3 separate regions of the Homo sapiens genome follow, and regions 2 and 3 are each linked to region 1. A link is a contact called in ENCODE Hi-C or POLR2A ChIA-PET data. All regions are on one chromosome and are shown on one strand. Each heading gives the region's core, a stretch centred on a gene start or an enhancer-like site at or near the end of the contact. The rest is flanking DNA. Distances are from core to core; before and after follow the strand shown.

Region 1 (4,346 bases), core at 1,094-3,593:
AAGATCTCACTAACCTACTTCATTTAGGAATGCAATTTAATTGGCAACTCAACGGTGATGTCGCTTCTTTTGCCATTTTTCTGCAACACCAAAGGAAAAAATTTTAAGCCAGCTTTTTTTAGCTGCAAAGATGACAAATGTTATCAACAATATCCAACCAGAGTATATTTTCATCCCTTTTCATCCCGTCACGATAAGCCAGAAGTATTTGTTGCCAGAAATGGAAAACAGCTTGTTCATCAGCCAGATGATCGCAGTGCTCAGAAGTTCCACTCGTTTGCCATGTGTGAAAAGTTAAGAATTGAAAACAGACAGGCTTGCTCTGCTTAAACCGTGAGTTCTGTGAAGCAAGAGAAAGAGAAATTTGGATACTAGGAGAAGAGTTGTGAGATGGTTTCGACGGCAAAGTGAACAGGGCCTTTTCACATTATTCTGAGATGGGACCTCTGGGTTGATTTGATAGTGGATATGACTGTTCTCTAATTGGCTAGAAGATGAGTCTAAAGTTACCAACCACCGGAGGATACTTTTGTGTTCTAGAACAAATTCCAATGTCCTACACAAATGTGATGCTGGGGACTTCTCTGTTACCTGACACCAAATTTCCTAGACATTTCCATTATACTTCCTCTTCCTGATTATCTTGAGTGGGAAATCTCCATGAGTTCTTAGTAGAAGGCAGAAGTATACAGTGGACCTGGGCCTTCATTAGAAACCATGAGACTTCAAATGAGAGCCTGAATTATTCCTTTATGTTTTCATTTATGTGAGAAAATAAGGGATATTGTTGACTTTTTATGAGATTAAGTTACCCAGTTATCCATCCTATTATTATAAGTTTTAGTGTTTGCAAAGAGATTTCTGATCGTTTTTATTAGTCTCTTTGTAATAGCTTCAGGGACTTTTTGACAAAAGAGAGAACCATTTTAAGCAGTAGAAATGTAGGCTTACAGAGGTCAAATGGTTAATTTGAGATTGCCCAGCAAAACAAAACAATACGAAAAAGAACACCTGAAGAAAAATCAAGATTCATACTCTGGGCTGTAATTACCATTCTGTAGGTTTCCGGAAGCTCATATAGTCACATTACATTTTGTTCATGTCGTTAGAAATCATTTGCAGTTCAACACTTAGATTCCCTCCTGTGTTTGATTTGCAAGGTCTTGGAAGTTAACTTGAACTCAAGGATTTGTCTACCTAAGAGAGGCAAATAGAAAAACCCCTAAAGCCACCTGACCTGATTCTTCTTTGTTAAGACCAGCTCAGAATAGAGTGAAATAAGCAAGCTGCAGAAAGACAATGCTACGTTGAGTTCCACTTCCTCTTGATAAATTCAGAACAGCCAGTCCATCTTAAGGGTGGATGTTTTTAGCAGCAGGGAGTGGTAGTTGGATGGAGGCAAGCGGATGGAAAGGAGGAGAGAGGAGAAGAGAGACAAACTCAGGTGCCCCAGAAAAGTCCACTTTCTCCGTCCCCATTCAGGCCACCTTCATCTTCCCCCACCCTCTGCTGGCCTTTCTGGGGGCTCAGGTTTTGAGCTGACTGAGCCCTCAGCGGGAGACCACAACGCATTTTCAGATGAAAGGACAACCCTGAAGGTACCTATTACATGTCTGTGAGCAGAGAAACAAAGGCCCGGCTGCTGACACCCTCCCACTAACTTGAGTTTTAATGGTAGGTTTGATTTCCTCACGCTTAGCTGAAAGAAAGGGAAAAAACTAAGCGGAAAGAACGAGGGTGTGGGTATCTGTGGTGGTGGGGAAACGACAGCTGTTGTATTCATGGTTAATCAGGTGTGTCTGGCTTTGTGTCGCATCTGTCTGCTACTGTTGCCAGGCCACATGTGAAAGGGAACCGAGGGGAAGGGGCCATTCATGTTCAAAGCCAGTAGCACTGACCTCTGCCTCGTTCTCTTCAGGGTAGGAAAGCTTGTCTATTTAACTTTCCCTATTATAGGAAGCTGTAATTCTACTCTATTAGCCCACCCTAACCATTTTGGCCTGACAAATGCAAGCTGCATCCAGAATGCCATAAATCTGCATGGGAAGGAGTCCTCCTCCCTCCTTCCCATTTTTTTCCTTTGGGGTTCGGTTCGATTTGTCAAACAAGAGAAAACCAGCAAGAGAGAGAAAAATGAGAACTCAGGGCATCTTGGTTCACCTTCCATCTTAAATGGGCCTAGGGACCGAGATGGGGGCTGGGAGGCACCCCAAGGTCAAGCCTGGAGCACTGGTTCCCCCTCCAGATCTGTTTATCTCACGAGTCCCACATGCGTGTGGTGATTGCGTCAGACCTTAGTCATCTCCCTGGCACCAAATCCTCCTCCTGGATCCTTGATCCCCCTCCTCCTTCTCTGCCCACATACAGAGGGACCATGATGGAGGAGGGGAGGCTTCTGGCTTCTCCTGGAGCCAGGCCTGTGTTCTAGATATTGCTGGCCCAGGCCTGCCAGGCACGACTCTCCTCTCTGGCATATGGAGAAACAGCTGAAATGGAAACAACCCCCAATGCACCACATTGCACTAAAGCTTAGCGTCAGAGTTCAAAGGACTACTCCAATTGGAGATCAAACTGATCCCTCCCACTGTGGCCTTTTTTGAGGGGGTCCATCACAACCCTTCGGGGGTGCTTTTCTCCAGCACTTCCGCTTCAGGGCCAGCCCTTGTGTTTCTTGGAGTAAATGATTGCTGTCAGCATTTCCAACACCATGGAGTTCTGGCTCCAACTTTGGCTTCCTGGAGAATGGGCCATCATAGACTTATTACAGGGTTCAGAAGAGCTTGCCATCTGCAATCTATTTTAGTTGTCACTGCCTCTTAAAATAGGCACTAACTTTTATCCCATCACATTAATTCCTCTCATGTTGAGGCTAGAGTCGAGCTTTTGGGGTGTGTGTATGCACGTAACTATCTTTTTAAAATCAGAAGGGTTATTTTCCTAAGACATGGGTTATCAGCAGCACAGCTGAGTTTCCTCTTTCTACTGGCCTGTGCTGATGAAGTTGGTTGCGTTATTGACCTGCAGCTTTGGGGTCAGAATGCTTTTGGTTCCCTGATGTAGAAGGACATTGCAAAACTATCCCAGTGCCCTGTGCACTGTCTTTCTCTCTCTGATACTCCCCAGATCTCCAAATTTTAATGGTGTCAATAGACATAACTCATGCTCCTGCTAGAAGCCTAGCACCCTGCTAGGCTCTGTGAGGACTTTGAGAATTTGTCATCTTGTGAGACGCCATGAATAATGCAAGAAATAGCAAAACAGGTCTGAAAATGAAGTCTAACTAAAAAGTGTACAAATCCTAAGTGTACAGCTCTATGAATTATTACTAAGTGAATATGCTCACGTAACCATCACCTAGATTAAGAAACAGAACATTACCGCCACTGGAAACTTCTTAAAGTTCTACCTAGGTGGACACCTTGTTATATCTAAAACAATTCTACAACGTGATTGGGAGTGAGATTTAGTTCTTAATTATGTGGCTATGGAAATGTAGATTTTGAAAGGTTCCCATTGGCTGGAAGAGATTTGCCCATGGGAAGATTTTGAGTATGCCCTGGGCTGGCCTGCTGAAGTTGAACTTTAGAGAACCCGGGCGGGCTGGCTGTGCAATGCTCTTGGCTCCAGAGAAGGACATGCAAGATTCTGGCATCCTTTTTAAAAAAATTGTGGTAAAATATACATAACATAAAATTAATCATTGTAATCATTTTTAAGTGTGCAGCTCAGCAGTGTTAAGTACAGATTGTTGCGCAATGATCACCACCATCCATCCCCAGAGCTCTTTCATCTTGAAAAACGGAAACTCAATACCCATTAAACAGCAACTCCCTATTTCCCTCCACCCCCATACCCGGTAACTACCATTCTACTTTCTGTCTTTCTGAATTTGACTACTGTAGGTACCTCACAGAAGTAGAATCATGCCATATTTGTCTTTTTGAGACCGTTTTATTTCACTGAGCGTAATGTCCTCAAGGTTCATCCATGTCATGGCATGTGTCAGAATTCCCTTCCTTTTTAAGGCTGAATAATATTCCACTGTACATGTGTACCACATTTAGTTTACTCATTCATCCATCCAGGGACTCTTGGGTCACTGCCACCTTTTGGCTCCTGCAAATAATGCTGCTTTGAACATGGGTGTACAAATTACCCTTATGCACCTTTCCATTCTTTTGGGTGTATACCTAAAAGTGGGATTGCTGGATCATATGGTAATTGTATCTTTAGTTTTGGAGGAATTACTATATCATTTGCTGTAGCAGCTCACTATTCTGGAATCCTTTTCACCTGGACCATTTCCTCCTGACCAGCCTCCTGGATGGCATTAGAGGGAGCCTGAC
Region 2 (4,346 bases), core at 873-3,372, 730 kb before region 1:
ACATCAAAATTCCTTTCCCAAAAGTAGCCAAACTAGTTAAGTCATAGTTACTCTTTAAAGAACCTGGCTTCGCCGGGCATGGTGACTCATGCCTGTAATCCCAGCACTTTGGGAGGCCGAGGCAGGCAGATCACCTGAGGTCAGGAGTTCGAGATCAGCCTAACATGGTGAAACCCCGTCTCTACTAAAAATACAAAAATTAGCCAGGCGTAGTGGTGGGCGCCTGTAATCCCAGCTACTCGGGAGGCTGAGGCAGGAGAATCACTTGAACTCAGGATGCAGAGGTTGCAGTGAGCCAAGATCGCGCTGTTGCACTCCAGCCTGGGCGACAGAGTGAGACTCTGTCTCAAAAAACACACCTGGCTCCAATTACGTTTAAAAGCCATGCATATTTAGAAAAGGATACCAAATTATGGTTAGATAGGAGGAATAAGTTCTAGTGTTATATCCCACTGTAGGATGCCTACAGTTAGCAACACCCAGAAGGAGGATGTTGAATGTTCCCAACACTAAGAAATTATAAATGTTTGAGATGAGATATGCTGATTACCCTCATCTGATCACTTACATGTATCACAAAATCATCATGTGACCCATAAATATGTACAATTATTATTTGTCATTTAAAAAAAAAAATTTTAAGCCACGCAAGACCAAAGTCACAAATTAAGAGTCCCATATCACCATTGTTTTTTTTTTTTTTTTGAGACAAAGTGCCACTTAATTGCCAAGGCAGCAGTGCTGAGGCACAATCATGTCTCACTGCAGCCTCAAACTCCAGGTGTCAAGGATTCCACCGTGTCAGCCTCCACAGAGATGGACTATAGACGGCACAACCAAGCGCGGCTAGATATACCTGAATCACATTGCTGCTGATCCTTCAAAGATTCCTTTAGGGCAAATACATCCTTCTGAGTACACATCCCACTCGTTCTCCATTCCTGATCATCACACCACACTCTACCAGCCTCACAGTCTAGTGGCCATGTTCTTCTCTCTATATACAGCCAATCCAGCACAAGATTCTGTCATATTTAGTTCTCACAGCTTCCTTTCCATCTTCATACTCAACATGCAAGATCAGGAGAATCTTTCAGCCAAAATCTATGTAAAAACTAAGGCATGTTGGCTCATGCCTGTCATCCCAGCACTTTGGGAGGCCAAGATGGCATGAGAATTGCATGAGCCCAGGACTTCAAGACCAGCCTGGGGAACACAGCAAGACTCCTTCTCTACCAAAAAAAAAAAAAAAAATTGCTGGGTGTGGTTGCCTGCGCCTGTAGGTCTAGCTATTGGAGAGGTTGAGGCAGAAGGATGGCTTGAGCCCAGGAGGTCGAGGCTGCTTAGAGCCATGACTGTGCCACTGCACTCCAGAAGTGGACAACTTCTTATTTTGATATGAGACAAGACCCTGTCTCCAAAAACAAACAAAAAAGCTAATGGAGATAAACTGGTGGGAACCCCACCTACCTCGTATCTCCCTGTTTTCAAGGCTCAACAACCGACAAGGGCTACAAAATTTCTAACAAATACATTAATAACTCTCCTTTCTTATGTGTTAAGAATCACCAAGAACTATCCTATAATGTCAAAATTTCCCCCCCAACAATTCAGTCCCAAAGCCAATTAGTAAGGCAGGGCAATTGGGCAAGGAGAGGGGGTGAGGAGCAACCATATGGGGTGTCAGGGCTGAGTTTCCCATCGTGGGGGCAGCAGAGAAGCAGAGATGGGAGGTGGATTACACTGAAAAGACAGAGCAAGTAAGTATATTAAGGATTACAGGAGCCAAGTTCCTCAGGGATGAATGCACATGAACCTCCCTTAGTGTTAAATTGAAATTGGAGGTATGGCTGCTAACTCACGGATTTTAATATACACAGAACTTCGGATAGACCCTTATAAACATGCAACCTCAGTCTACTAAGAGCACCTGGGAGAAATGACATTCCCATAGTTCCCAGCATCCCTAGTGCCCAGATCTTGGCTCCTCAACAGCACTTATCCCTATAAGAAAGCAGTGCTCCTTGAAGACATGGCCAATTCCAGGACTGAGGGCGGGAAAGTACACCATGAGCCTGGAACATTTTGTTGTGCCAGAAGCAAGGCTGGAAGGATGACAGGGACATGTCAAATGGAATAAAAAGCCAGCCTGATGAGGATCCACGGATGAGGCGGTGATCTGGGACAATCTGAACATCAGAATACATAATAGGAGTAACAGATTATAACCCTTTGAATAAAATAGGAAGCCCATACGCATACAATTATGATAAAGATGATGAGAAGTATGTACTAGTTTCAAAGAATATCCTCTCTTAACACTTATACACTGCAAAGGCTGAGACGGGCAACTTTACTCCTAACAGGCCCACCACAGTCGAATGATCAGCATGAACACGAGTGTGGAAAGGGAAGGACTGAACTGTGTATCCCCACAGAGGACCCAACAACAAGGAGGAGGAATCACTTCCCTTGTGGCATTCCTGCCAAGAACACAAACCAGAATGTAATCATGAGGAAACACCAGGCACCCAAATTAAGGGACATTCTAAAAAATAATTGACCTGTAATTTTCAAGTGTTGAGGTCAAAGACAAACAATGAGGAACTCTTCCAGATTAAGCAGACTACAGACAATTAATGGCATCGCCTAATTCTGAACTGGGTCCTTTTGCTCTAAACTTGGACATTACAAAGCACCTTCAGAACAAATGTGAAACAGAGGTTTGAGGACTGCATGGGGGCCACGTATCACTGTGAACTTCTTAACTTTGACAGTTATAGGAAAATGTACTTATTTGAAGGAAAGACACACTAATGTATTGAGTGAGGGATGATGGGTGGAAACTTTTTAAGGTTAACTTAAAATCTGTCTGTAATAATAAATTATCAAAATATTTATCAAATAAAAGTGACTATGAACCTCAAGGTTTTCCCACAGATGTCCAATAGCAAAGGCCCTCTCCTTCTGCTCATTTTCTCTCAAATAACCTCACCCAAGGAACTCTCTGCATTCAGGACTTCCTAAATTTTCTATCATTCCTCCAGAAATGACTCCTTATTCTCTCAATCTTCTGTGTTCTTTCCTCACAGCTATTAGAAAACTTAGTAATAAGGAAACTGCAACAAACACTTTCACAAATAACTCTATTCAGCAGATCCCAAATCCACCTGGCCTCCGTTAACTGGTCCGAGTTGAAACATGGACCAGTATTTGCACTGTCAATTAGACTCTGAAAGTACCAGTACTGTTTTCCTTAACGTAATATAGGGCTGAGAGAACCGTAAGTCCCTCATCACCATGGCTTATTGACAGGCCTTAGGAAGCACAAAGAAAGGGGCCTTCACAGCCCCAAAGTCCTGCATCAAAAAAAAACTGCCTTACAAAACAAGTCAGCAATGTGTGTGTGTCAAGGTGGTGGTATGGTGCAGAGAAATCAAATTAGAAGTCAAAGTTAGAAACTGCATAATTGTGCATTGAGAAGCCAGGAAGTAGGGTGTTAAGAGTCATATTAAAAAGGAAATAAAACTTAACTGATGGTTCAAAAGCCACACCCAGCACACACTCTCTCGGTGGGATTTCTCACTTTCAATTCCCCCTCAACCCAGGTTGGGGACAGAAAAATGAACATGGCAGAGAGTAAAGCTAAGGTTACTCCACGTAGACCTCAGGCTTACATGTAGATTCCACGTAGACCTCCGCCGATGGTTGCAAAGTCTTACCTCGAAGGCAGAGAAAGGTAAGAAAATCTTCTGTCTTAGGCTTCCTTTTAGAGAGGTCTGATATCTGAGTAGCTGGAGGGGGTAGCAATGGCTCCACTATCTTTACTGGAGTTGTGCTGGGACTATTCGGCTGAGACTGAGCAAACTTCCTTTGTGCTTGCAGCCTGGGCCTGCAAAAGCAAAAGAAAATTAAAAATAAATTAAGCAGAGACTGGAGGATATAGGCCTACGTGCGGCAATAAAATCATGACACATAAGGGGAAAAAAGATCCTATTTCAAGCAAACTCTTCCTAATTAAGGTTCTATATCTCTCACACTCTCATAAACCACAGGCCTACTTTCAAGCGCAATAAATTTGGTTAAAGGACTATGTTTTGTACATGGATATAAAATGTGTGTCATGGACATGTGTATACATGTGTGTAGAAATACATGCCTATGTACACACTATGTTTGCCTGAGTATTTAAAAACTACACACGGTATCTGACATCATCAGCTTAATGGTGTTCATTTATTTCCACTGACAGTAAAGAAGAAAACACTACATTATCCTGCTGTATTTATATACATCCTATACGTCCATCTAACGGGGTCACAAATCCATACCCACATCTCTTCTGT
Region 3 (4,346 bases), core at 828-3,327, 630 kb before region 1:
TTTAAGTTAAAGCTGCTAGGGAAAGCAAATATGGCTATCAAGAAGCAAAGTTACGATTCTTCCTATCCTTACAGTTTGCAATCATACAAGAAACAAAAGGTGTGTTATAAGCAAAGTGGATGTATGTAGAAATTTACCATTTACACTTCGGTGATGTGTGTGAAAGGACAGAGGAGGAAGTGGGGGAGATAAGAAATTTGCTCTAAATGGGAAACCACTGGAGACTTCGGAGCAAAGAAGTAGCAGACTTTGAGCACTGACTGCAGTGTTGAGGGTAAATCATGGGGGACAGTGGTGTGGAAAAACAAGGGAGGCTGAGGCAGTTACCTGTACAAGAGATGAGGACCAGGGTGGTGCCAAAGACTGACAACTGGTTAAATTCTGGAACATTTACAACACTGGGCCAAGAGAAGGCTGACAGACTAGATGTGGCGTGTGTGAAAAAAGGGAGTCGAATACATCCAAAGGTTTTCAACTCAGTAAATGGAGTCACCTCCACTGAATTTTTCAATGTGCTGTTACCTGTTACAGACCTTAGAGAAAATACCAAAGTTCAGTCCAGAGACATGAATGTAGTTGGGTGGTTTTAATCGAAACTCAGAATATAAATTTAGGTGCCCTAATTTACTGAAGAGCAAAATAACAAAAAATAAACAAAAGCCTTTATGTATTGATTTAAAAGTCAGGAGTGAAGTCAAGTCAAGGTTGGCGGACCTTGCTGTGCCTTTTTTTGGCTAACAAGGTTTTCAGAGCCTTTGGGAAAACAATGCTTTAAAAAAGAAAGACTAGGTTGGGCGCAGTGGCTCATGTCTGTAATTCTCACACACTGGGAGGCTAAGGTAGGAGGATTGCTTGAGCCCAGGAGTCCAAGACAGCCCTGGCCAATATAGCAAGAGACCCTCATCTCTACAACAACAAAAATTTAAAATTAGTTAAAAACTTAAAATTAGGCATGACGGCACACTCCTGTGGTCCAAGCTACTCAAGAGGCTGAGGTGAGAAGATCGCTTGAACACAGGCATTCTGAGGTTACAGTGAGCTATGATTGAGCCACTATACTCCAGTTTGGGCAACTGAGTGTGACCCTGTCTCATAAAAATAAGATAAATAGGCCGGGCACAGTGGCTCACTCCTGTAATCCCAGGACTTTCGGAGGCCGAGGCGGGCAGATCACGAGGTCAGGAGTTGAAGACCAGCCAGGCCAACACGGTGAAACTCCGTCTCTACAAAAAATACAAAAATTAGCTGGGCATGGTGGCACATGCCTGTAATTCCAGCTATTTGGGAGGCTGAGGCAAGAAAACTGCTTGAACCAGGACCCAGGAGGCATTGCCGTGAACTGAGATCATGCCACTGCACTTCAGCCTGGGCTACACAGTGAGACTCAGTCTCAAAAAAAATTAATTAATTAAATATTATAAAGGAATAAAATAGAAATAAATAAAATATAAAGAATGACTAACACAGAAGAGTCTTGGATAGAAAGAGAAATTACTCAAGAGCCATTCTCTGAAAATCTACATTTGACATCACAAGCCCTAACTCATAAGAGATGAGGTTTTGGTTTTGCTAATGTAACAGTGGAGGACTTAGAAATTCATCAGTCGGCCAGACGTGGTGGCTCACGCCTGTAATCCCAAAACTTTGGAAGGCCGAGGAAGATAGATCACCTGAGGTCAGGGGTTCAAGACCAACCTGACCAGGACAGTGAAATGCCATCTCTACTAAGAACACAAAAATTAGCAAGGCATGGTGGCGGGTGCCTGTGGTCCCAGCTACTCAGGACGCCGAGACAGGAGAATTGCTCGAACCCAGGAGGCAGAGATTGTGCCACTGCAATCCAGCCTGGGAGACTCCATCTCAAATAAAAAAAAAAAAGGAAAAAGAAATCCATCTGTCACTGCTGGTGGGGAAATTCTAATACCCGCTGAGGTTATAATCAACCCTACCCACCTCTCTCTAACACACACCCCCCACCGCTACCCACAGATAGCCTTATTTATACTTAGGCTTTCAATGCAAATAAGAAAAATGAGGGGCCGAGTGAGTGAAGTGACACTGCCTAGGGCCTGCCCACGCGGGTAGCTAAAAATATAGTCATGAGATACTCTCTGAGCAACACCAAGACTATTCAGGTTTCAGGCGGCCGCAAATCAAAAATATGTGTGTGGCAGTGAAATGAACTTTCTCTCCAGTCAATGAATCCAGGAAGAATCCAGAAGAGCAACCTCTGGATGCCACATCAGGGGCAGGACATACCGTCAGAAAAGCTGTTGGGACAGTAAAGTATACAGCAGCGCAACATCCAAAGGAGTAAACCCTACGACTTGCAGGGAGACTGCAGAAAATCATTCCCACTCAGAAAAGTTTTTATTTACCAACCTGCGAGTCACACCATGCTGCTATACCTACACACTGTGGTTTGAATTTCTTCTTCCATAATCCTTGAGCTCCTGAAGCAAAGATTCTCCCTAAAACATTCTTCACTGCATTTCCTAGAAAGCTACATTCCTACCTTTCTAACAAGTCTTCTTATCACCACTGCTGGTGGTTTGTGTTCAAGCTTCTGCAGCACTCACTGGGAGCACTCTCCTAGAATACTAGTGGTCAGGCATGGCCGCCCTGGAAACCACTTAATGACTTCCTCACCCTCACATTGACTTAACTGGTTGGGGTATGGCCTGTGCCAGAGATCTTATAAACTCAGAATGGCTGCTCTAGAATTCAGTCCCGCCATCTCCCAAATCAGCCTCCTGGCATGAAAAAATCTATATTCTGACAACTCCTTAACATCAAGACTGGTACGCGTTAAAAGCTTAGTAACTAACTGTAGAGAGAAAGAAGGGAAACCTTTGTAACTAAGGAAACCAGGTAACTGTTTAAACAGAGCACACGGAATGGCTTGATACATGTTTTTCTTGACAGTAATTCTCTGAAAATGAGAATTCACTATTCTCAGAAAAAGCAAAAAGGTTACAGTGGACACAAGTTTTCATTCACTGAAACATAAAACGAGCACCTACTGGCTTCAAGAAACAGAATCAATCTGCTATCATCCATTCAAAGCTTCGGTTGCCCCAACTCAATGATGAAAATCTCATTAACCCTGAATCTCTGAGTCAGAGGTAATTCAGTCCTAATCCACCAACAACACAAAAACAGTGTGTTAGTACCAGTATCGGGAAACTCTGTTGTGATTCTTCATTTATTTAATAATAGCAGAAAGGAGATATTGGAAAAACCAGACCATCTTTGATTCAATATATCTCATCACCAGAAACTAATCACTAATTAAAGTCAATATATGAAGATGAGAAAGTTTTTCTTCCTACTAACATTAAAGTTGATGATAGAAACGCTTATAAGCAGAAATAGTAAACAGGTTATATTACACAAACAAAAAATTTTTTAAAGCTAGTTGGGGTTTGACAAACTTCTTAGAACACCTTACAAAAGCCCTGACCTCAAAGAAAACACTTTCCAATTTTAACATACATGCCCACACAAAGAAACACAGCAGACACGCCCCAGAGGCCAAAATAAAATGCTCTCTAGTAATTACCGTAAATAGAAAAAGGAGATGGGCTTCCTGAGTCAGAATGCAGAGCACAATAAAAACCACCAGCACAAAAACATCATAAACAAAATTACATGGACAACAGTAAACTCAGAAGACGGTGGAATTGCTTGTCAGTGTGATACAAAGAAACACATCTGGAAGATGTTTAAACAAGAGAAGGGGGTGTCCGTGGGTCTGCAGAGGGCTGCTGCAAGGATATACAGCATGCCAGTGTCGTCCTAAAAGACACAACATAGCATCCGGAAACAGCTCACTTTCTGCAGGAGAAACAGAAGAGTTTCTTTAAAATCCCACCATCTACAGTTTAAAGATTTGAGAAAAGATTTCTTATTTTTCTATATTTTGATTATCTCCCCTAAATTTGATACAGAATTTCTCGACCAAGGGTCTTTCAACTTGGCGAATTAAAAAAAAAATCAATAAATAACATTTGCTTAGAGAGACTTTTCCCTTTTACAAACAGCTTCAGTCTCCAAATACCTCTTAAATGAACATGTAAGACAGTTGTCCATCTAGACCCACACTAGACCCATTTTGAGTATCAGTTTGAAGTTATAATTTATGTTCACTGACATGTAATGTTTAAATCACATCCATAATGAACCTGTGATTAAAGACTAAGAATGAATTCAGAGCATAAAAATAAGGGCACATTTGCCTCAGAAACCAAGCCCGTGTAAATTGTACTGTATTTTATTTGATCCAAAGTTGCACTGTTGTAAAAATTGTTAACTTCATTACTGCAAAATCCCATGTGATGTATGCT

Evidence for each region. Hi-C counts contacts between places; a loop is a spot of excess contacts on that map. ChIA-PET counts read pairs that join two places held with the same protein, here RNA polymerase II (POLR2A). Pooled maps may share reads with other maps.
Region 2: a pooled map shows a loop between it and region 1 (2.2-fold over the local background). The contact joins two enhancer-like sites. A Hi-C loop is called at or near these places in 1 of 168 maps with a recorded cell type or tissue (mammary epithelial cell), 1 of 37 single-sample maps with no recorded cell type and 7 of 50 pooled maps. POLR2A ChIA-PET finds 5 or more read pairs at or near these places in 2 of 52 experiments (OCI-LY7 and WTC11).
Region 3: a loop to region 1 is called in a pooled map, with 7 times the contacts of the local background. The contact joins two enhancer-like sites. A Hi-C loop is called at or near these places in 1 of 37 single-sample maps with no recorded cell type and 4 of 50 pooled maps. POLR2A ChIA-PET finds 5 or more read pairs at or near these places in 2 of 52 experiments (OCI-LY7 and activated CD4-positive, alpha-beta T cell).

Annotation. Positions count from the first base shown.
Region 1 is chr6:14,726,714-14,731,059 of GRCh38, reverse strand. No RefSeq gene overlaps it. Among named protein-coding and RNA genes, the nearest start is that of LINC01108, 440 kb to the right of the region's middle. RefSeq lists an enhancer at 1-633. Within about 2 kb of position 2,343, at least 12 of the 41 ENCODE cell types and tissues checked have a DNase peak (open chromatin) inside an H3K27ac peak, as active enhancers do.
Region 2 is chr6:15,451,552-15,455,897 of GRCh38, reverse strand. It overlaps JARID2 (jumonji and AT-rich interaction domain containing 2), which reads right to left. Exons shown (of 18, transcript NM_004973.4): 4 at 3,723-3,892. Among named protein-coding and RNA genes, the nearest start is that of DTNBP1-AS1, 92 kb to the left of the region's middle. Within about 2 kb of position 2,122, at least 7 of the 41 ENCODE cell types and tissues checked have a DNase peak (open chromatin) inside an H3K27ac peak, as active enhancers do.
Region 3 is chr6:15,357,247-15,361,592 of GRCh38, reverse strand. All of the region lies in intron 1 of JARID2 (jumonji and AT-rich interaction domain containing 2), which reads right to left. Among named protein-coding and RNA genes, the nearest start is that of JARID2-AS1, 110 kb to the right of the region's middle. Within about 2 kb of position 2,077, at least 2 of the 41 ENCODE cell types and tissues checked have a DNase peak (open chromatin) inside an H3K27ac peak, as active enhancers do.